3 separate regions of the Mus musculus genome follow, and regions 2 and 3 are each linked to region 1. Evidence: chromatin loops called from intact Hi-C (ENCODE). Cell type or tissue: heart. All regions are shown on one strand.

The links. Peaks named below come from ENCODE experiments on the same cell type or tissue, not always from the same donor. Only the 100,000 strongest peaks of a DNase experiment are listed, where the experiment ranks them.
Region 2: it touches region 1 in a loop (4-fold over the local background); 16 of 42 quality-filtered maps call a loop at or near these places.
Region 3: it touches region 1 in a loop (10-fold over the local background); 6 of 42 quality-filtered maps call a loop at or near these places.

Annotation. Positions count from the first base shown.
Region 1 is chr13:93,851,125-93,859,124 of GRCm38, reverse strand. All of the region lies in intron 4 of Arsb (arylsulfatase B), which reads right to left. Among named protein-coding and RNA genes, the nearest start is that of Mir5624, 64 kb to the right of the region's middle. In heart, CTCF peaks have their summits at 3,174 and 3,373; DNase peaks (open chromatin) are centred at 3,094 and 6,494; H3K4me3 peaks cover 532 bases; H3K27ac peaks cover 895 bases.
Region 2 is chr13:94,056,745-94,064,744 of GRCm38, reverse strand. Lhfpl2 (lipoma HMGIC fusion partner-like 2) reads right to left here and starts at 6,949. Exons shown (of 4, transcript NM_172589.2): 1 at 6,839-6,949. In heart, CTCF peaks have their summits at 1,364 and 4,711 (motif pointing right); DNase peaks (open chromatin) are centred at 14, 1,824, 6,794 and 7,134; H3K4me3 peaks cover 3,267 bases; H3K27ac peaks cover 3,101 bases.
Region 3 is chr13:94,200,744-94,208,743 of GRCm38, reverse strand. Scamp1 (secretory carrier membrane protein 1) reads left to right here. Exons shown (of 9, transcript NM_029153.1): 8 at 491-608; 9 at 4,581-7,311. The coding sequence ends at 4,745. Among named protein-coding and RNA genes, the nearest start is that of Scamp1, 81 kb to the left of the region's middle. In heart, a CTCF peak has its summit at 3,279 (motif pointing right); a DNase peak (open chromatin) is centred at 2,469.

The DNA.
Region 1 (8,000 bases):
AAGACTGCATTGCACTACAAGTTTCCATGCAGAAGGAAGTGCAGTTTAAAACTTGGAAGCTGCCGGGCGTGGTGGCACACGCCTTTAATCCCAGCACTTGGGAGGCAGAGGCAGGCGGATTTCTGAGTTCGAGGCCAGCCTGGTCTACAAAGTGAGTTCCAGGACAGCCAGGGCTATACAGAGAAACCCTGTCTTGAAAAAAAACAAAAACAAAAACAAAAATTTGGAAGCTATTTATTTTGTAAGTTTCCACTTACTATTTTTCAGACCATGGTGGACATAGTGGACTGAAACAGAGCCCTAAGCATTGAATACAGAGGACTCTATAATACAGCACAGGGTGTCTATGGAAAACAATAACTCAAAACGTTTAAGTACTAACTCAACATCAGGTACCACTTGGATTTCACAAGATTCCAAAGCCTAAGATTAGACAGAGACATAACTGACAGCTAAGGGCAGCTACTCACTACTGGGTGACCAGGGACAGCATGCTACCTCAGTTTCTCCATCTTCCTTGTGAAGACTATAATTTCTTCCTCCTGTTTTAAGGTTAGAATAAAATTATACTTTTGTGGATATGACTGGTGCTGTTCTTATGAACCAATCATCTAATAAATACAGGAGCCAGTCACTGGGCAAATAGGAGGGACTTCTAGGTTGGACAGAGGAAAAGAGGAAGCAGGAGAGAGTTAGGTCCTCTTTGGACAGGGATAGCATGAGGACAAGATGTAATTATGAGTGTCTCCCAGTTTCAAAGGTGGATCCATTGGGATTTGCCACCTGATTTAAATTTAATAAGGCTTACAAGTTAGGATTTTAGTTGTTGCACCCAGCGATTGTGTTCCATTTTCCTTCATGCAGAGGCTCATCTGGGTTCAAGAGAGAAAGGGACAGTGGCAAAGTGTGGGTTTGCCTGAGGTGCAACAAAGGTCACAGGGCTTTGAAGCATGGGGCTGGTGTGGTAACCACCCATCTATGGGAACCTAGAGAGCTGGATGGAAAGATTTTGGAGCTCTGAGTCAGAGGTAAAAACAGGTCAGCCATTGCCCACCAGTGCATGGCCAGCCAGACCATCAAGGTAGAGAGGTGCCCGGAACAAGAGCAGGAGCTTGCTGAGTTCTTTATTTTTTATTTTATTTCCCACAGCATTATACCATTTAGGATTATTTTTGCCAAGGCTCCTAATTCCTGAGTGTTCAATAAATAGTTGTGACTATTATCATATCCACAGCTATTTCCAAAAGTCTAGATTATAATGATCTTGTGAAATGGAGAAGAGGAGGAAGAGGAGAAAGAGGAGGAGAAGGAGGAAGAGGAGGAGGAAGAAGAGGAGGAGGAAGAGGAAGAATAAGAAGAGGAGGAGGAAGAGGAAGAAGAGGAGGAGGAAGAAGAGGAGGAAGAGGGGGAGGAAGAAGAGGAGAAGGAAGAGGAGGAATAAGAAGAGGAGGAGGAGGAAGAGGAAGAAGAGGATGAAGAAGAGGAGGAGGAAGAGGAAGAAGAGGAGGAGGAAGAGGAAGAAGAGGAGGAAGAAGAAGAGGAGGAAGAAGAGGATAGAGGAGGAGGAGGAGAAGGAGGAGGAAGTAGCTGAGAATGGAAAAGCTAGGCATCTAGTGAGGACTTCTGAGCTCCAGTCTCTGCCTTATAGTGCCAGGGCCTGACATTCCTAGTGTAGTGTGGGCTTTTAAAAGAGCTTCATTTCCCTAAGCAAGGTATAAGCAACATCATCAGCCTAGCAGAGCTAATGCACTCCTCCCATGAGACAGAGGGAGGAGAGTCACTTCCAGGGGCCTCTTTTATTGCTATTATAAAAGATGTTTAGGATCCATTATCACAGAGGCTTCTCATGCAGTCTCTGACACATGCTCCTTTCTTTGCTTCACAGAGAAGAGTGTAGAGGGGTCTTAGGTTAGGCTAGATGAAGGTAAGATCTCTTCTGCATGTGCCTGGTGACAATGGATCTCATAATTTGATATCAAAGGTGTATATGACTTTTTCTTTAAACTCCATTGATTTCTTTCAATATTTATGTGTGTGTTCTTCTGTGAGTTCATGTGCACATGTGTGCAGGTGCCTGCAGAGGTCAGAAGGTAGCACTGGGTCTCTGGGAGCTGGAGTTATAAGCAGTAGTCAGGTGCTATGTGAATTCCTGAAACCAAGCCCCAGGCCTCTATAAAAGCTGTCAGGGCACTGAACCCCTTACCCACCTCTATGCATCCCGTATTGCATTTTCTCCCAACCCCAAACTCAAGGTTCAATCACTCATGCAAGTTTATAAAACACACATTCCAAATCACCTTCAATACTCAGAGTGTCAGACTCTATAGCCAATACATCAACACTTCAAAGAAGGAGCCCCACATGTGCTCAACAATACACTCGAAGCCGAGGAGTACTGAGAGTGGGAGAAATAGACTTCTTCAGTGAAGAGGACCCCAGCTGGCTATCAAACCCTAAGTGATCATCCCCCAAAACATACATACAAACAACACTATACAGACTGGAAGTGTATTTATATATTTAAGAGTATATATGTATATACATATATGCATAAAACATAATGAAAAAGGAGGCCATGAATTTGCGAGAGCGAGGAGGGGTATAAGGAAGAGTTTGGAGTGAGGAAAGGGAGGGGAGAAATGATGTACTTATACTATAAGCTCAAGAAATAAACTATTTTTAAAAAATGATCAAGAAGGGAATACTTATAACCTGGTGCCACGAATGGCTGGGGCAGCACAGATCCTGTTTTGCTCAGCTGTCTACACGCTGTAAACAGAAGTGCCACAGTACCACAGACGAGGCTGTTGTCTCTTTTTTAAGCAGACACCGTTCTTTGAAATACTAGTTACTATGTGGTTATCGGTCCCACATACTTGTGCTCAATGGAAAGTACTGGATGGTGGTAGCGGTGGAGATCAGAGGTGGTGGGGACAAGGGCGGCTGTGTCTGGGATCTGATCTATCTGATCGTAAGTAGTCTGAAGGAGTGAGTCAGAGAGGAAAACATTGTAAATCGAATCCGGCCACTGCCGCTACTGCAGGAACTCGCACCAGTCGGCCAGGGGCCAAGGCAGTGAGTAGTAGGACTGTTTCTGTGATTATCGCGCCACGCTGTTTCTGCCATTAGCAATGATAAGCCTCCCTAGCTCCGGTCAGCAACATGGCTTCCTCTGTCAGCTTTTCAAGAGTGCTTTAAGCAGAAAGTATTGTCAATTGCCACACCTATGATTTCCACCTGATTCTTCCATATGTGCTGGGGGGGGGGGGGTGGGGTGGTGGGGGTGGGGGTGGTGGAGTGGTGTAGGCTTCAGCGCCCCCTGGGGGTGGCACCTCTACACTGCAAGAATGCATGTGCTCTCATAAAACAGTAGAAAAGGGAGTTTCCTATATCCATCCAGATGAAGATTTTTACAAGGACTATTGAAATACCATACTTCAAGCATACCCCTTCTAATTCTCCCTCCTAAATCTCTACATAGCCAGGGTTAATTTTCTCCTGATAAGAATTCATTTTCAAAAGAAAATTTGGTTTAATTTCCTGACTGACTTTTGCAAAAGCTTCCAAATCAAAATAAGATGGTTCCAGCTTTGCAGGCTGGAAACTATGAAACTTTTTTTTCCAGAGAAATGTTCTTTTTTTTTTTTTTCCTTTCAGCAACATTTTGGCAGACACAAAACCTAATTATAAAACCTTTGCTGTCTAGAAAAGAACTGTCAAAATAAAACAAATGCTGTCAGATGTAGACTGCAAATCTCACTTTATTATTCATTATCAAATAAAAATAACTGTCAGAAACCATGGAAAAGCATCAGTTAGCCAAAAATCTGAGCAAAAACATCAAGTCTATGAAACTGACACCTCATCTGTATCCAGCTGATAAAAATTAAAATGGAGCCATGACAACATTGATTCTCAGGACCTCCCTCCCCCAGACAGTCCAGTGGCTTTGCTGTGTAGCCCAGGCTTCCCCAAGACCTCCTCCTCCCGCTGATCCAAAAAGCAAAGTGTCCTTCTTCACCCTCTCACCAGGCTTCTCTACAAGGGGCAACCTTGGGGGTGTGGTGGGTAAATGTAGAGAAACACCGTTCTGCAAAGGGAGGTGGGGTGGGGAGGCTCTTTGTCCCAGAGCTGTACCTGCTGGTTGATAGCCGACTCTTTTGGATTCATTTTCTACATTACTAAATGCAAAATAGAGAATTAATCTGTGTCTTAGTGTTATCTAAAGGTCTAGGGAAATTCAATATCCTTGCACTAAGATAGTCTGAGAACGTAGCCATCAAGCCGGATGCTCAAATGCACATTTGTCTGGCCACGTTCAAGCACCTCTGCCTGGGCTGGACGTGGACTTGCCACCTGCCTGGGGTAAGCTTGTCCCCCTCCTGGGCTCCTGGGCTAAGCAGGTTTCATCCAGTTGCCACCAGGGGTGGTTTTTTAAAGATCCAAACTCATGTATGTTTAAAGGCCCAGTTGACTGCCCATCACAGGAAAGCTGAGACTTCAACCCTGCTGACAGAAAGAATCCTTTACACGCATGGCCTCAGCCTGCTCTGTGGGCACCCAAGCCTATGAGTGCTTACGCTTCGGTCACGCACAACTAAGCTCTCCCACTGTTAGAATACACCATGACCTTTCAGGCTAACTCGCATAAACCGGTTTCCTCACATAAGCACATCCTCCTTCATGTCCGCTGGACTCAAACCTTAAGGCCTAAACGTCAGACCTCTTGTGAACCTGGCACTTAGTACCCCAAACCTCTCCAGGCCACACCCTTTTCTCCATCTTCTTTATTGGCTCTTTGTGGCTTTTTCCTCCTTATGCCTCTTTCCTCAGGGCTAAGAAGGAAGTTTATTGTTTGTGTTTGCAAGACCTCACAGAGGACCTGCTCACAGAAAAAGAACAAATACATGAAGAAAAGGCCACCAACTCCAAATAGCGAGTGAAGACTCTGAGAATTGACGCTGGACACTACACGGCTCTCTAAGGCCCTGCCCAGCCATTGCCTGACCTTGACCTTACAGAAAGAGGATGCTACTCTAATAGACAGATGACTATCAAGTGAGGTATCGGGCCCCAGTGAGGGTTTGAGCAAGTATCAAACCTGCAAATACAAGAATAGCTTGTCCCCTGGGTACCTGCTCAGTCATGCCGAGCGTCACGGGGGCTGCAGAAGAGCACTTTGGAAAACCCTGGTCTGGAAGAGGCTCTCCAGATTGCAGCTTAGCAAACCCATTTTCAGTTCTGCCATGTGGCAGAGCCCCCCTAGATTAGAACATGGCAGCCTGTGTATGAGACATACAAATTCCTCCTCTCATGGTATAAGTAAGACAAAGAGACAAGATCCCTTCTTCCTTTGTAAGCAGTAACCTGACCTGTCAAAAGAGATGAAATCAGACTGTTGGAGAGATGGCTGGGTGATCAACAGTACTCGCTACTTCTGCAGGGGACCCAGGTTTGGTTTTCGGGATCCTTGTAAGGCAGCTCACAACTGCCTGTAACCCCAGCTTCATGGCTCTGACAGCCCCCAAATAAATCTTAAAAAACAAAACAAAACAAAACAAAACCTGAAACCAGAAGGGCAGTCACATGGCCATTACAAAGCAGACAGCTCAGACACAAGGAGCAGGCAGAACAAGGGCCTTTTTCAATTATATGGGTTCTTGACATAATATCAAGACCTTTTTAGTCAAAGACTAATTATCTATCTTTCTTCCTTTTCCTTTTTTTGTATGTGGTGTGTGTGTGTGTGTGTGTGTGTGTGTGTGTGTGTGTGTGTGTGTGTGTAACTGATTGTCTCCTACATGTGAGGCAAGTGCTCTGTCACTGAACCCTGTCCTCAGCCCTCCTCTGACTTAGATTCATAAGAAATCAGGAGCAGAATGATGGCTAGGTGTGAACAAGATCTACCTAGCCATTTTGTGACTGTGATCACCTGTTTTCACTTCCACTTCGTTAATTTCACTGAAACACTTTCAAGGCAAGGGCTGTGAATCTGGGCAGGATATTTTATCCCTGAGCCTGGAAAGCAAAGATAACAAAACCCACCTTAACATGATGTCTGACACGGAAGCACTACCCAGGCATTAAGGCCCGGGTAAACCCGGATGTTGGAGCTATATTCCCAGGCACCATGCTTAGAGCCCTGCTAGATCACATGCTACACTGAGAGCAAGTTTTTGAAAGCGGAAGAGTGGACTGAATTATGGTGGGTTTTGTTGTTATTGGGGAAAACTCAGGAACTTTTTCTATTTGCATGGGTTTAAATGAAGTTCAGTGTGATTTAGTAAGGACGGCCCGAGATTCAAATGAAGCATCAGAAACTGAATATTTATCCAGATGTTCATCTGAGGCTCTCTAGGGGTTTGTGGTGGTTTCTTTACTCAAGGAAGATAAGTGCCAGAGACGCTGGCCTCCCTGGACACCCGCCTCAGCCTCCATCCTGACAGCAACCAGCGAGGGAGGATCCTGCTGAGCGGCTCCAAGAGGATGCTGGGAAGGTGAGTGATTTGGCAGCCATTCACCAAATAACTGACTCGGCCACCAGAGAGCTGAGATAAAGAAAGATGGATTTGAGGAAAGGCCAAACCAGGGCTGTGGGATTCACAAGAAGGATTGTAAGTGCGGAAATAGAGCAACTTCCTCATTCTGACGGCAGGGATGTCTATTGCTTGGAATACTGAGAGACCGCTGAGATTCTTATCTCTTCTTTGAAATGTACTAAGGGCAAAAAGATACAAAAGTCTGTTGAAAGACTGAAAACACTTGCTCTCTGAAAGTCATGAGGGGACTGGGAACCGGAAAAGTGTTCTAATTTACAACACTCTGGGCGCAGATAACTTTTTCGTAATTTAAAGCTTGGGTGTGCACAGGTTTGGGAGCTCCTCAGATGAAGCTGTAAGATCAGCACAAAGGGAGGCATGCGGCCTGCTCTCCGAAAGCATAACGATGCTACGCTTAATAACAATGCTACGCTTAATCTTTGTTCTCCAGGTCCTCTGAGAAGCAGTTCAGAAGGACCGAGTGGCTATTATACTAAGCAGAAGGACCAAGTATGTATTCTAGAAAAAACAAAAACAAAAATAAAACCTGTAAAATCTTCTGTCTTTCTTATAGTTTGCTCTTACAGAAAATGCTCAACTTTAAATTCTTTATTTAAAAAAAATTTTTTTTATCCTTTTTACAAACTTGCAGGCAAACTACATCTGGGGGCCCCTCGGGAGTGTTAGTGTTTACTGACCAATCATTTAACTCCTCTCCCAAACCTAAAAACCATTCTTGACGGTCAGGTAATTCTCCACGAGTCTGCAGCTTAGTCTTTCAGTAATACCAAACTGAGAAACAATAAGCTAATTACTGCAGAAGCACTCGAAGGTTTGGCAAGCTCAGGACAGCAGCAAGTAACTGAAAATCCTATGAACAGACAGGAAAAGAGACTTGTGGTTCAAAATAATAGATGTATTACTACATATGTGGTAGGGAAAATGCAGAGGCCAGTGAGTCTCGGAGATTGCTAAATCAGAGAAAGCTAGAATATTCCGTTTAGGTAAGCATTGGCTATTTTGCTTTTGTATTTCCAAATATGCAATATTAGTTACATGTGTCAAAACCTGCAGAGTTGCTGTTAACTAGCACTCTTAATATCAGCATCTTCCTGACTCTCTTTAGAGACTTAGAAAAGTCAGTGAGACCTGAACTAAGGGGCCCGGCAGTTCCACTTCCCGGGCAGTTCCATTTCCCCGGAGCCCTTCTCTGAAGCTTTGCCAGATGCTAAAGGATCCCACTGGTGGTTGGTGTCCAGCATCAGGACAGGCAGACAAACATTATAAGAACTGGCCAGCACTTCTGTCCGAAGAACAGAGGAGGAAACACTCAATGGTAGACAAAAAAAACTCCATAAGCCCAAACATGAAGCAGTCTGGTTAAAAATTTGAGATGCTGAGTGCAAGAAAAAGATTGTCTTTAGATGTGCAGATGACTCTTGCTCCAAGGCCAAAGGAAAA
Region 2 (8,000 bases), 210 kb before region 1:
TGATTAGCTTCCTCTGTATCTTGGCAGAGACTTCAGCCCTCTGCCCTCAGGCTGCCTGCGCGGGAAGGCTGATGTCCCCTGGGTCACTAAGAGGACTTCAGTGGAATGACAAGGACAGCTAGGCAGCACCAGTGAAGGCCTCAAAAGACCAATGAGCAAAACTCACCAAGGAAAAACACACACAAGCCCGAGGGAAGAAAGACTTGAAAGATGACCAGGTCAGACCAATTATCAGCACTGGCTGGACAAGCCAAACTGAGAGAACTGAAGATTTACGAGATGAAATGGAAAGTCTCATGGTCAAGATTTTTTAAATTTCACCTTTTTTTTGGCACTTTCATACCATGAATACAGTGCATTTAGGTCATAACCCACTGGCAGGGATTTTTAAAAATGAAATATATGTATCTAAACTGAAAGGAAGCTAACTTGGTGAAAATTCAAAATGTGTTCCTTAATGCTTTCATCCAGAGAAACTTCACTGATATGTTAATAATGGTGCCCACTGATGAGACTAGCATTTTCTTAGAGCCCATACGTCTCCTTGCCAAAGCTGTCCTGCCACAGTAGTGTGACTCAGCTGTCCTAACCAGCGCTGGCCCGCCAGGCACACAAGGTATACACAGAACCCGTCACTGCTTCCTACTATCACAAGCATTTGCATTATTATTTAATAACTGTGGCCTCTTTGTCCCTATTGTCCGCACCAACAGTTCTTCTTGGCTATATATATCACAGATTTAAGTATTCCACACACCAGGTTTGTTTCTTCTGACGAAGCCCTTCCTGCACCAACTGAGAGAAAAAGGACGGACCTATGGGTAAACTGGGAAAACCCACATGAACAGACCAGTCACCCCAGGCATACCTACTTAATCAATAAGGTCTAGATGAAAACTGACTTACAGAGCCCTTGTAAGTATGTCTGCCATGCCCACCACAGTGCAGATCCACATAGCCAGTAAACGAGGAGCCCACTTCAGGGGAAGCCTGCAAGGAAGGATGAGGTCATGAGCATCCTATGATGGGCCTCACTGGGTGGAGTCATCTTCCAGGACCGACTGTTTGTTGGCCTGTCCAATGGAAAGGCCATGATTTGAAATGATTTTCAAAGTCGGGAGCCGTGTTCCTCCAGAGTGCGTGGTGTGTTTAGTATACAGACGGCAGTTATTTTATATACATACAAAACATTGCTCTCCGACCCAACGCATGATTGTTCAGTTCCTAAATCTTGATCACGATGGGCCAGAGGGTGGGAAAACCCAACTTTTTAAGAAGTTGTTTTGGCCTCACTGATCCGCAGATCAGAGGGCAGGCTCCTGCCAAGGCAGTCAGGGCCTTCCTCAACCACCTGGCTCGCTGCTGCCCCTGTAGTGCTGGGAAACAATTGCACACTCAGCCCAATGTGGCCTGCCCCCCAAAAAAAGGAAGCCTGAACTCCAGGTGCCCCTGACAGGCCAGCTCCGCAGGAAAGAAAGAAAACACTGAACAATACAATCAGCAGAGGAAAAGGAACCCCTCTAAACTTTCCAGGCATGTGGGAAGCTTGTTGCGAAAGCTATTTCAGAACCCTCCGCTGAAAACTGCAATTCCAACTCACCCCCACTTCCCCACCCCCAAATCCCTAACTTGCCCCAAAAGTACTTATGGCAGGGCTTTTTGTCAATTAGACAGAAATACCACGATAGCCAGTTAAAACTCCGGAGTCTCTATCCTACCAACCCAGTGGGGCGAGGGGGGCGAGGGAGGTGAGGTGCCAAACTGGTTACACAGACCGACAATGATTCATCAGGCCCGCTGAACTCAGCTTAACTCCAGAGCACTGAGGGCAGCCACATTTGTGCCCAAGTCACACGGCATGCCTGAGATCCAGCGAGCAGTCATGGGGTCAACTTGGCACACTTTCAAAGGTTCCACAAACGGAGGAGATTTAAATTAACAGCAAAACCCTCCTATCCACACCTCCCCCCAAGGCCAGAAAGCAACACCAGCCCACAAGGGGGCGGGGCATGTGGGTGAGGGGCGGGGCACGGGGCGAGGGGCCAGGGCGTTGATAAGTGTGTTCCCCTCCACTGCCGGTAAGGAAAGCAGAAAATGTGGAGGAGAACAGGTGTGCAGAACAGGCGGGGCTGAAGCACACACACACACACACACACACACACACACACACACACATCTGCAACAGGTGCCTACACATCTGCAACAGGTGCCTGCAGCAATCCACACCCAGCCCACTAACAGAGGACTGGGGCACACGACTTCCACGTATTAGCCAATCCACGAAGCTGCAGTCTGGTTATGCCTAGCTGAAATTCTCCTTAGGAACAAAGTATAAGAACTGTATGTATGTGCTGCTACCGTTACCTCAATAATGTTGAATATTATTCCTCGGGAGTGGTATAAAATACCCAATGTTTTTCATTTAACTGTTATAACCATAACCCAAGGTTAGCCTATATTACTTTATAAACCATATGAAGCTTTTTTTAAAAGTCTTGTTAAACCTAACAAGCTCACCCCTAAGTAAACAGCTCTAAAAATCCTCTTTAAGTTTCACAGAAATATTTTATCAGTGTCAATAAAAACAACCTAGTCAATAAGATGTGGTATTCAATCAAAGTCAGAGCAAACCCACATGTAGAAGAGTAAAAACACAGAAAGGTCACCTTTCTGGCCAGCCAAACCACAAAGCAGAACCCAGGTATTTCTCTTGACCCCATGGTTTAAGGTTAAACTAAGAAAACATACAGATAACACACCTTTTAAATTATGTTCAGTGTGGTGTAGACATGCACAAAACTAACTCACACTCTTAGCTAGTGAAGGTCAATAGGTCAGTATGCACACACTCGTGTGCGCGTGTGTGTGTGTGTGTGTGTGTGTGTGTAAGACTGTCAGGCTGCTATTAACAAATACTATAGACTAGGTGCTCTAAAGAAATACACACGATTTCCTCATTGTGTCCTCAGAATAAAAGAGACGAGCTCTCATAAGGTTATTTACTAACCTCAGAGCAGGACCCCCACTCAGGACCTCAATGAAACCCTTCTTCAAGGGTGTGTGGCTTCAACATCCGAAGACAGGAAAATGCAAACATCTACAACACGCATGTGCAACATCTAAAACACGTGTGTGCAGACTCAGAATCCATTCCGTTAGTTATACATCCTCTCTCCCACACATGCTCAACGCCATTCTGTGTATGACACGGATTCCAGTTCAAAGTAACAGATTCTATCAAGTCTGCCGGATAGCATCAGTATGAGCTTGGCTGCTGAGGTCAAGGGTCAGGGGCTTAATTATTCCCACTTGGGTTTGTTGAAAGGAGAGAAAATTTCAAAAGCTTCAGTCACAAGGACACAAATGACCTGCAGCACTACAAAGATATTACCTGATGGATGGATGGATGGATGGATGAATGGATGGATGGATGAATGAGTTGACATACTCCCACAATTAGAAGGAGCAACACAGGGTACAGTTACCTGATCAAGAACTTTGTTTTGTTAAGCAAGTCTTTGCTCACTTTGCTCTAACTGGCCAGGCAAGGGAGGGAGGTTGTAGCCTGTAGCCACGTGACACTATTGTGTTGCACACTCTTTTGGCATCTCTGTAGAAATCCAACGTCTCTTCCCGTCTCTGCAGCCAAATCCTAGGCTGCACATCTCTCTGGAAGGCCAAAATTCAATTTTCATTCCAAGAGAACTCAACTCAAAAACTGCCTTTTGTCATCTGTCTCCAAACAGGGTCCTCATAAGTGCTCCCTCTGAGAGGGTCCCCAGTCCCCAAGGATTCTATGCAGGGAAAGCCCACCTGGGAGATAGACAGGTAGCGAGATCGTCATCTCCCAGGTTCTCTTCACCCCACTCCCGTGCTGCCAGGATGCTTGCACTATATGGCACTGGCTGGCTGCTTCATCCCCCTGCCTACCCTGGTGCCACAGAACTCTGAAATCGGAATGTGACTGACTTCAGAGCCTGTCCTACAAGAGAATCTTTAAAGACATCTGCTGAATGACGGGATAAATGAGTGGGCAGATGAGTAAGCTGGCACTGTAACACACACACACACACACACACACACACACACACGGGGTTGGGGGGAAGACAGGAGGAGCCCACAGGCACAGTTCCTCTGTTCACTGTTTAGTTAGGGATGTCTGTTCACTTTGTCCTCTGGTGTCTATACACCTGAATAAAGGTGTACTTTAAGGCTGATTTTTTTTATTTGTTTGGTTGGGGGAGTTGTTTGTTTGTTTGTTTTATGGAATGAATTCTGGAATTAGGCACTTACAGATTACTTGTATCTTTCTAAGACTAGTGAGCTTTGACTCTAACATTGACTTTAGCATTCTTGGGCAGTGTGTATCACATCAACCATTAAAAGGTTTTTAAGAGTGGGAACTTCTAGATGTTGACTGTCAGAGGCAAGGCTCAACTCAGACACTCAGTGGGAGAATCAGTTACTCTTGAGTCCCTTTTACCCTGGGAACTTAAGAGTGCTGGCAATCCTTAATGTTTTCTGAGCATTTCGTGTGTGGGGGAACCATCCCAAATCCGAACAAAGACACCAGTTAACCTTCCGGAGACGCTCACGTGAACCCTCACAACCATTTTCAATTTTTAAAAATATTTTATTATTAATTTTATTTTTAATTTTGTGTACACTTGTTCAGTGTATGAGTTCCTGAATGTGAGTGCAGTGCCAGACGAGGCCAGAAGAGGGCATCTGATCCCAAAGAGCCTGAGTTGCAGGCAGGTGGTGGCAAACTCCAGTCTCCCCAGAAGAGTAGTAAGCACTATCGACTGCAGAGCAACCTCCGAGATTTAATTTTATTATTTGTGTGTGTGACTAAGTGTAGGCACACATGCATGCACAAGTGCCTGAGAAGGCCAGAAGAGAGCATGGGATCCCTCAGAGCTGGAGTCCTAGGCATTTGTGAGCCATCTGAGATGGATGCTGGGCTTAGAACCCCAGTCCTCATGAGAGAGCAACAAGAGCTCATAACACCAGAGCCACAGTTCCAGCCCCCACTAGGTAGACACAGAGACCGCAGCGGAGAGCTAGAACGGAGCTTGCTAACATTCACATAGGCTTCACACAATGGGGACCCAACAGACTAAATCTGAGTCTCCTGAAAAGCTTTTTAAGATTTATTTTTAATTATGTCTAGTTGTGTGCTTGCACCTGGGTATGTCCACAGTGCAAACGCCTGTGGAAGCCAGAGGCACTGATCCAGTTGGGAGCTGTCTGATTTGGGTCATGGGACCTCAGCAAGTGCTCTTAACCACTGAGTCATCTCTCCAGCCCCAGGACTCTCCTACATTTTAATCCTCCTGTGTTGGCAATTCTTTGCAGTAAAGATATATAGAAAATGAAGACTTTTTTTTTTTTTTGCAGTGTGTGTGTACACACACACACCTGAAGTTTTCTATCCATTCTTTTGTAACTATCTCCTGCTGTAGACTTTTCTCCCTGCCTTGTTCAACCTTGCTTGCAGCCAAATCTCTAAGCCCATGCCTCTGTTGTTAGCAGGTGCTGTCAATTCTGAGTTGCGCACATGGATAAACGGTATGCTTATTTTTCCCCCATAAGGCACTGCTTTGCTCTCATCTACAAAGATCCTTTTTTTCCTTCAGACAAATGGCTGGTTCATGTATCATGACTCAAATTATATTCACAAATGTTCATTTGCAGTGTAATCACTCTTCCTAACTAGACTGGTTCAAGACAAATGAGCAGCCCCCTTTCCCACCCTCTTCTCTTTAAGCTTACAGTGCTCCACCTCCCGCTATAAAATGCTGTCACAGACCACAGGCCACACTGCTCTGTATGACCTACTGCAGGTCACTCTATTTTTTTTTAATGACATCGTCTGGTATTGCTTTAAACCTTTCAAATATTTCATCAGAATCAGATGTTCCAACACAGGCTAGCCCTATTAGCCTGATTGCAGAGAGAGATGTTCATCTTCCCTGTCTTTAAAATATTTAACCATCGCATGCGTGTTCTCTATCTCTTAATTTGAAAGGGAGTTTTTAAAAAAAATGATTAGAAGAGCATCAGAAAGAGCAAGATAAATTATTCCTTATCCCATCCTCTCTTTGAGCTGGACAGGAAGAGTGTTCAGAGAATTAAAGTCCCTTCGAAGGAACTCTGACTTAGCCCCCCACACCTTGCCGCCCTGTGGCTCCAACACACACTCGCCGGCAGTGGTTCCACTTTTCCATATAGGTCACCAGCTGTAATCTACAAGCACAAAAACAATCATGGCACAGAGTACAGGAAACTGCCCGGGCAGGAGTGAGGTAGGGTGCGAGGATGAGAGTCTTTTGCCCTTACTTCCATACAAACTCCCGAACCTCCTGAATTAACAGAAAAGTTGAGCCGACTTGAAGAAACTCTTTTTGCTTTTCTCAGTTCAGAGAGCACGCGACCGCGAATAGACTGAGAGAGAAGTGCGGCCGGGTGGGGGTAGGGACTGCATTCAAACCCATCTCTCTGAGTCCTTCATCCACCCCAGATGTGGTGTTCCCCAACTCCCCGCCCACCTCCTCGCCAGCCCTCACCCCTCTGCACTGGCCACAAAAAATGCAGCCCAGGTCTGAGATGCAGCTGAGGTCTGTGGCCGGTGAGACCCACGCGGTACGGACCGGGGCTGGAGGGGACCACTACAGCTCCCCGGGAAAAAGCGCTTCCAGGCTCAACTTCTTCCACGTCTGCGGCGGGCCGGCGCTGCAGCGGATCCTTCCTGCCCCGGCACCCGCCGCCCGTCCCTCCGCGCCCCCGTGCACTGTCGGGGACCGGCCCCCTCCCGGGCTCCCCGCGCAGCACCTACCTGGCCGGGGCAGCCGGCTCCTAACGCCCCGCTCTGGCCCGGGCGCGTGCAGCCTTCCCCAGCCGGGCTCTCTGTGCCGCCTCCTCGCTGCAGCCTCGATCTGGCCCCGGCGGACCCGCAGGGGCGAGGGCGGGAGCAGACGAGGGTCGGCGGCGCCGGGGCGGAGGCCGAGGGGCGGGCGCAGCGGGAGGAGGCGGCCGAACCTCGCAGCCCAGGCCGGCCGCTGCCACTCAGCATCCCCGCCTCCGGCCGCCGCTCGGGGAGGGGTCGGCGAAGCCCGGCCTCCGGGGGGGAGGGTCCTACAGGGCCCGGGAGAGTGTGGGCGACGCGCGCGATCCCTGAGAAGGGGTCCCGGAGCCCTGCGGGGTTCTCTCCTCACGCTGTCCCAGTGCCTATCGTGGACCAGAGCCGGCGGGGCGGGCGGGAAGAAAGTCGGTCCGTGGCCCAGGAAAACCGCAGGGTGGAGAGTGGTCTGCGGTGCTTTTAAAGCAGAGGCTGGAGGCACAAGTTTACAGGTCCTGATTTCTACTTCGGGAAACTGCAAACTTTCACAGAGCTTGGATGCTTGGGTCCAGACACATCCCCCAGGCACTGAAGATACACTTTCCAATAGATACCACAGATATCAAAGGCGGTTTAGCCAGCGGGAAAGGGATCCAGAGAGGAGACCCACCAACTCCTCTCACCACCGCCCCCAGGGCCAGAGCAAAGGACAGAGTCAAATAGCCAGGGGCTGAATTGTCTGAATTCATTGTGTTAGGACAGAACCCAGCTAAGATCACCTTCCTTTGTCTCCAACCCCCACCCCCTGTCAAATTTGCTTCAGCCTCCAAACTCTCAGACACTTGTCTATCCACCGAAGCACACCCACCCCCCCCACCCCTCCCTCCCGGCCTTCCCTAGCAGCTTGCATGTGCTCTTTGCTCTTGAAGTCTTTGCACTTGACCCACTATTTCCAAATCCATTTGGGTTTGTCAGTTTCAATGGCCCCCTCCTGCTTTTGAAACCCGTGGGCACGGCACCTATCTGCACGGCCTTACAAGCTTAATGGCTCTAGAACACCACTTCCTGGGTGAGAGGGTATCTGAGGCATTTTGCCAGGAAAATTAAAAAAACAAAACAAATTCTTGATTTCTTTGCAACTCCACTATTGAAAACCATA
Region 3 (8,000 bases), 350 kb before region 1:
AAAGAAATTGACAAACTTTCTAGAGAAGCCATACTATTTTATATTCCCTCTAACAGTTGTGAGAGATTTTGGTCCAGATCTTGTGATCTGTGAGTGAGTGGTGTTACTGTCTTTTATCTTAGCCAGTCTGATGGGGGGTGTGTGTGCATGTGTGTGTGCGTATACATGTGTGTGTGTGTGTGTATACATGTATGTGTGTGTACGTGACATAGTATATTAAAGAATACAGTCATTTGGGAGCTCCGGGGCTCAGGAGTGTGTTTTGCTTGCAGACACAGACTGGTGCTTCTTAGCTGTGGGACCCGGCACTGCAGGTCCCAGTGTGGGTCTTATCTGTAAAATAAGCATTGTCTCATGGGAGGCCTCGAGAAGTTATCACGTATGAAGAATGCTGATGTTGCCTGGTGTCACAGTGCTGCCTGGGTGTCCTGTTGTTGCCTTGAGAGTCGCACTGACTCGTTTGCCTGACGACATGTCTGCTGTCCTTTAGTGGTTGGATCTCGTCCCTCACTGGTCTCAACAAGAACATTCCAGTCGGGATCATGATGATAATCATCGCAGCGCTCTTCACAGCGTCCGCGGTCATCTCGCTCGTCATGTTTAAAAAAGTAAGTGGGAGCCAACTCCGGACACAGCACAGTGGCCCTGGGGAAGGCCCCTCCAGCCTGCTGCTGTTAGACCGTGGGACTCTGGCTCATTTCTGGAGTTGCATGTTTGCTCTCCAAAGATTATGATTTATGGTTGTTTACAGACGCATTTAAAAATTGTATCATATTTTATGATTGACATAACAATGAAAACATCCCTGACTTGAAAATCCAGAACCCAAAATGTTCAACAATAAGAAACTTTTTGCGCCGGGCAGTGGTGGCGCACACCTTTAATCCCAGCACTCGGGAGGCAGAGACAGGCAGATTTCTGAGTTTGAGGCCAGCCTGGTCTACAAAGTGAGTCTCAGGACAGCCAGGGATATACAGAGAAACCCTGTCTTGAAAAACTAAAAAAAAAAAAAGAAAGAAAGAAAGAAAAAAACAAACTTTTTGCTTATGGACTTGGTACTATAAGAGGAAAGTTCCCTACCTGACCTCACAAGGGAGATTATGATTATAATTATCTAAGGCAAATACATTAAAATGTATAAAGTACACAGAAGTATGTATATACAATATTATAAACAATACATGAGTTTCATGTTTAGGCTTGTCTCCCATCCAGGACATCTCAGGCTTTATATGCGAGTATTCAGAAATCAGGGACAGCTTTGGGGCCAGCATTTCAGAAGAGGCTCCTGAATGTGTGCTTTTATCAATATGTACTTTTCCAAGATGAAGCTTATTAGCTCGATGAGTAAATACAGGTAGATTTATTGCATCAGGTACTTGGTTTTGTTCATATTTAAAATTTAAAGACATTGAATTATTTAAGCATTAGCTTTCCTTCATGGTTTTCTTTACACTAACTGGTAGTTTTATAAGGTGTACAAGGAGTACATATAGAAGTAACCCTGGCCACTATTGAAGGGCTTTTCTCTTGGAATCTGCTGAGTGTCCACTCGTGTCTCACGTCCTGGGAGCCTGTGGGCTCGCCTGCACTCCTGCCTGAGTTTCTGGAGTCGCTGCCTCATTTCTTTCAGAAGCTCTGAACCTTGTGTACCAAGCACAGGGGCTGCTGACCCTCGGCGCTGGGAAGTCTCAATTCCGCCAGCTCCCTGTATTTCCCTCCTGTACTGCTGTGGTTATCTAAGCCTCAAGCCTGGACTCAGGTCCTCCTCCTGTTTCCCAACTTCAGAGTAGTGGGGAATGCAGGTTGCTGCTAACGTGCCAAGAGAAAGCCTTAGCTGAGAGACACTGATGACTGACGGCCTACATAAGGGAATCAGAAAGGGGGAAGGAAGCAGTCAGGACATACAGGACAGGTGAGGATACAGTGTAGCAAATGCAGGGGTAACAGAAGGCTAAGCATGGACGGGAGGAGGTGGTGCATGGGCTGAGAAAGTCCCAGGGATCCGTGGTGGGGGGTGGACAGGAGCCTGGACACAACTGCATCCTCAGATCCTGCAGGGTTGTGAAAACTAGGACACCTTGTTAAGAAGTTCTAATCTTTAAAAATGTGTAGTTCACTGAAGTGTTTTAGGGAACAGAGTGATTGGGTAGACATGACAAGCTTGGACGTAATCCTGAAGTAGATAGAGGATTTGTGGGCAGGGGGTAGGGCTTGGAAGCCTGAGTTGACTCCTCCCACTATGAGAGAGGCCAGGCTTCATTCTTGTTGGGTTTCTCTAGGCCATTTGGCTTAGGGGATGGCCATTAGCAAGAACAGGTTTGGGGCTGATGAGACGGCTCAGTGGGTAAAAGTGCCAAGCACACCACTTGGGTCTGACCCAGGAACCACGTGGTTGAAGGAGAGGACCAGCTCCTGCATGTTACCCTCTGACCTCCGCAGGTGCTCGATGGCACGCCCCCAACACGCACAAATCAAAAGAGCAGGTTTGGAGTCAGGGTGATGCCATGGCTGGGGCGTGGGGTTTCAAGTACTGGTAGACCATGTGTGTGAATAAGCTCCGTAGACGTCTAGACAGAGAAGGAGAAGCAAGCAAAGAGATCTAGGCTGGGTTTTCAGACTGGGAAGTTTTGGCTTCTTGAGGTGAGTGAAGCCTGAGTGAGCACATAGGGGTATAGAGCCAGAAGAGGCCTAGGGGCAGAGCACCCCAGAGCAGTTCTACAGGAAAGACACCGGGAGCTCACTCCTCAGTGACTCAGTGACTGCACGCCGGGCAGTCCTGAGCAGGCTCAGGGACTCTTCTCCCCTTCTGTTTTTGCTTTTCCATGAAAGGGATAGTTGTATAACTGAGCTTATATCCACATGTCAGGCATTCAGAATAAATATCATTTCCCCAATAAAGTCACAGTATTTATCAGCATTGTGTCTATTCTCTATTTTAGTGCATACTCTGTTAATAATTAGATTTAACTAATTTAAATCTGAGATGCAAAATTAGGTTACTGGTTGACTCTCTCACGTATCCACTGTTAGCTGGTACTGTCTCACTCTTACCTGTGAAGTTAAGGATGTCAGATGAGATGATGTTTTTATATGGTATGCTGAGATATGACACATGGCAATATAAACTAAATTATAATTTGAAGCAACCATCAATCCTCTTGTCTTTTCTACCTCTGATGTAAACTGAGATCCGAGTACTGATTCTTCAACACTGACTTAAAAATTAATAATAAATTATCAAAAATAAACACACAGACCCCCTTGTAGGGAGTATGTAGCTCTAACGTGTCACCACTAGGGGTCAGTCTCTTCATGGGCGGTTCGTGCCCTCAGGAAGGTCTGCATAGTCCCAGCTCTGGACTAGAGGCGTTGCCAGGCGGTTCTTCTCTTCTCTCTCTCTCTCTCTCTCTCTCTCTCTCTCTCTCTCTCTCTCTCTCTCTCTCTTTCTCTCTCTCTCTCCTCTCCTCTCCTCTCCCCTCCCCCCCTCTCTCTCACACACACACACACCCCTCTAGACATGCTGTGCAGTCTTGGTTTGTTGTGATGATGTAAATGTACTTTTGAGGATTCAGTCTCATTCTGAGATCTCACAGCTGAGATAACCCAGGTTACCCGAGTTAGACCAGGTTATCGTTGGGTTGGACGCTCATTGTCCCTTGGTTTCTGCCATGGTATTGTTGTTTAAGCCTGCGCTGCCCAACTGTTGAAAGAATTTATATCTCCTGAGCTTCTTCATAGACAGAAATCCTTAGCTTTCACAAATAGGTTTGATTTTCTATCAGTTGTTTCTTATTGTGTTTGTTCTGTTTCTACAGTGAACTATCAAAGTACTGGATAGTGTTTCAGGGCAAAAGTGGTAGATGTTCTAAAGGAGCCAGTTAGTAAGACAGGAATGAGCCACAGAGAGCTGTCAGGAGCTCTGAACATCTCCCTTTGAGTAATCAATCACTAAGAGTTGGGACAGCATAACATTGAAGTGAGAAGAAGGCAGTACAGGTTGGATTCCCTGAAGAACCTGGGTTCCATTATGTCTTCTATGGGATTTGGGAACTTGCCCATAAATATTCATGCCCACATTAGTACACTAGTTACTAATGGCTTTTTGTATTTCAAAAGAAGTTTTGAAGTTAGTTCATTTTAAGAACCAAGATAATCTAGGTGTTTTAACTGTTTGAAGACTTCCTGAAATGTCTGGTCTTCAGCTGTAGTTTTCATTTGTAAGGAGTGTGGGGTTGGAAGCGTATGATTCAGAATAGTGCTGAGGGAGTCCCGCTAACCAGTTAAGTTGGTGTCCGACACCATTGCGTGGGGAGGTACTCCAGTGCATAGACTAACCTGGTCTGCTTCGACCGAACAGGGCAGCTACTGTCTTTGAAGGCGCTGTGTCGCCGTTAATCCCACTATGGCCATCTCCTGTGTTTATTTTGGACCTAGGGTAAAAAGCTGATTTCATGGGTTTTCTTTTCTGTTCCCCCCACCTCCCCTCTGACCTCTGCCTGGTCCTCGCACACGGCAGGGTGGTTTGAGCAAATGTGTGGATCGCATCTCACCATCTCGCCTTGGTTCTGCCTCCTCAGGTGCATGGACTGTACCGCACAACAGGTGCTAGTTTTGAGAAGGCCCAGCAAGAGTTTGCAACGGGAGTGATGTCCAATAAAACTGTTCAGACAGCGGCTGCAAACGCCGCCTCAACCGCAGCAACCAGCGCGGCGCAGAACGCCTTCAAGGGTAACCAGATGTAGCGAGCCTGGAAGCAGTTCTCTGTTTCCTTAGGACTGTATCTTTTTCTCCAGTTACTGTATTCTACAGATATTTTTTGTTGGAAACACACAATACACAAAAGCATGGGTATTTCCAATCCACATGTGCATGGTCTAAAAACCAGAGAAACTTCCTTGTCTTATTACTTTGCCTAATAGTTTCTTAATATTTCCATGCTCTGCACAGAAGAAAACTATCACCTGCTAAATAAATATTCTCCATATTTTTGGGGGATGGTGTTCCTCAGATTATTTCAGTGGTGACACACTGAAATGAGTATGTGACTTAAGATTTAAAAAGCGCTCGATAGTAACCACAGAAGTTCTTCCAGGAGTCAGTAGAGATTCAGACTATACATTGGACATGACACCATGTTTCTTTCTTTTCCCCCCTCTATTAATAACGAAGGAACAAGGTCAGCAAAAGTTTGGGTGTTTTTAAATTGGCTTGCTTTATATGAGGTTCAGTCACCAGAGAAGAGCCTGTGTGCTCTGTAGTAGATAATGTATATTTTACCTTCCTTTATTTTATTTTTAGACTAGTTGATTATTTTGATAACAATCTCTGATCTTGCATGGGCACCACGTCTCTTAAGTGAAATGAATTAGTATTTTGGGTTCTGTACTGCTTATAGTTGTAGGATCTGGGGCTCTTTATAGAATCAGAAATGATTTTCTGTAATAGTTTCTTTTAAGTAAAAATTTACTGGAGTATAAAGACTTTAATATAATGTGCAGTGCATTATCCAAAGAGAGGGTAGTGAATTGATGCAATAGAATATAGTGATAATTTCTTTTCCCTCTTAATTTTTAGTATTCATATAGTAAAGTTTTACTGTATGAAAACTTTGATATATTCTTCTGTCTTATCTTTTTAATTGAACTAGGATTTGTGTTTGGCAGCTGTGTGTGTGTGTGTGTGTGTGTGTGTTTGTTTTTGTGTGTGTGTGTGAGAGAGAGAGAGAGAGAGAGATTGATTTTGACACAGGTATTAAGGCTAGCCTAACCCTTGAATAAAAAGAACACACAGTATTTAAGGGATTTTTCTTTTAGCCTCTCACTTTTAGTTACATTAAAAATAAAAGACCCTTGTGATTCTAATATGCTTGATTTCTTAATGTACCTGTCTTTTACTTTTAAGACAGACTAAATCCATGTGAAACATTGCACCAAGCAATGGAGAGAAAGCTCAAGTAATATATTCATTATTGGTAACATCCAATTTACATTGTTATGGTGCAGCACAAACTGATGTGGGTTGAGACTTTTAATCATTTTTAATGCTGATTAGCTGTCTCAAGAACATTTGTAAGGCAGACTGTTGTAGTTTGGAAGTCTCACTAGTTTAGATTGCAAAATGATAGATAGGCTGCAACTTACCCAAGTTGACTTTAAACAAAGATGGGCTGTCAAAGACAGGATATCCTTTAAAAATGAGCTGAAGTGAGTGGCTGAGCCACTGTACCCTGTCCCCAAGGCTGCAGTCGGGGACTCTGTGCAGAGCTGGGGTGCAGTTCCTTGAGGTCTGTGGTATTGGATTATACATCTGCCCATGCAGGGCCATGCTAGATTTGCTTGGGAATTTACTAAGTACAATAGTCCAAAAATGTTTCTTTGATTGAGGAAAAGGTAGAATTCAGAGTATGACTTTGGAGTTGTGTTTTGAGTCCCCATGAGTAGGATTCCCCTTCGTTCTCACCTGCTCATGTGTGGCTGCTGAGCGACTGTGCTTCATCCAGTGTGGTTTGATGGACACTGAGGTCACTAAGGGTGTAAGAGTTCACAGAAACACCAGTACTTATATTCTAAATCCAGGCTTATTCTTCTCTGATGTACAAATAAGAGACACATCAGAGATTCACAAAATGCTAATAGTTTTTTATTTTCAAAATTGGGAATGTTCCCTGTCCATTATGTGGAGGTCCCCAGAGGTGGTATTATTAAATGGAAAAGAATAGTTATAACTCACATTATGTTTTTGCGTATGAACAAGGAAAATGCTGTTTTCAATCCAATTGTTTGGATTCATACACGTTTGAAAGAGATTATGTTGTTTGAAAACACAAAGGAGCTTTACAGCCATGGTGGTGTCTGTGGCTGGGTCAGGTGGGAGCGGCTCGAAGCCCTTACCTGCTGTCCTCTCAGCAGCAGTCTGTCAGCAGTGCACTGTGATTTGGTGAAAGCCTGTTGACGTCTTCTATTCAATCCCAATGTTACTGCAGCCATGAGACGAGCTGCACGAGGACAGGCATCCATGTCACGTCTTAGTTGGCGATGTTAAATGGTGACTGTTTTATTTAAAACTCGGGTCTGATCACTGGAAACGATTGCTTGGTGATTTGTGATTTGGGGCTCGGTTCATTGCTCTAGGGATGTTTGTGTATTGTGTAGGTGCGTGTACTACTGCGCTGCCCCTGTGGTATGTCACGGTTCTGTGTAAACGCCCTCCATGTGGCCCTCTCATGTTGCATGTTTTCAGTGGTTTGGAAGTTTTGTATATTTATTGTATTAATGCAGAGTGTCATAAAATAAAATAATGTTTACTGGATGTTTGTTTGTATAATTTTAAATACTGTATTAGCAGTTGAGGCACAAATTATACTTGTAGCTTTAATACAGATACTTATTTGACTTTTATTAAAACCAATCTTTGTACTGTTTTATCACATGCTAAATATAGTATAAAAGAGTTAGTGTAAAACCCTCAGCAATACAATCCAACAGCTTTCCCATTGCATTAGACCTTGATAGGTGCTTGACAGTGAGCCCTACACATCAAATGCTGGGACTCTTGTGAGGTAGGCAAGATTACCTACAAGTTCATTACATTTTTGGCTTAGGATTTTCTTCATGCCAGCATCGTACTGGTAACTAAACCCATGCGATTTCCTGCGCCAGCTTCCGCTGCTGCTGTACACACAGAGGGGTGTTCTGTTGTCTACTGGATTTCTTACCTGGTGACTAACAGTGATGAAAAGTTTAACGTCAAGTCATGTTCACAGCGGATCTTATTTTGAGAAATACATGTTGAATTGAAATAAGAAACAGTATTTTCCATTTTTTTCATTTTAAAAAGTGAGTTTGGATTTTGACACGTAGGGACATCCTGTGATCTTGTGGATGCGGTTTATACTGAGGGATGTGAGCTGTCTGACAGTGGTCCCTGCAGGTCTGTTGGCAGCACTGCTGTGTGTCACTGTGCCCATCCTGACACGCTGATGCTGACGGCTGACTCGT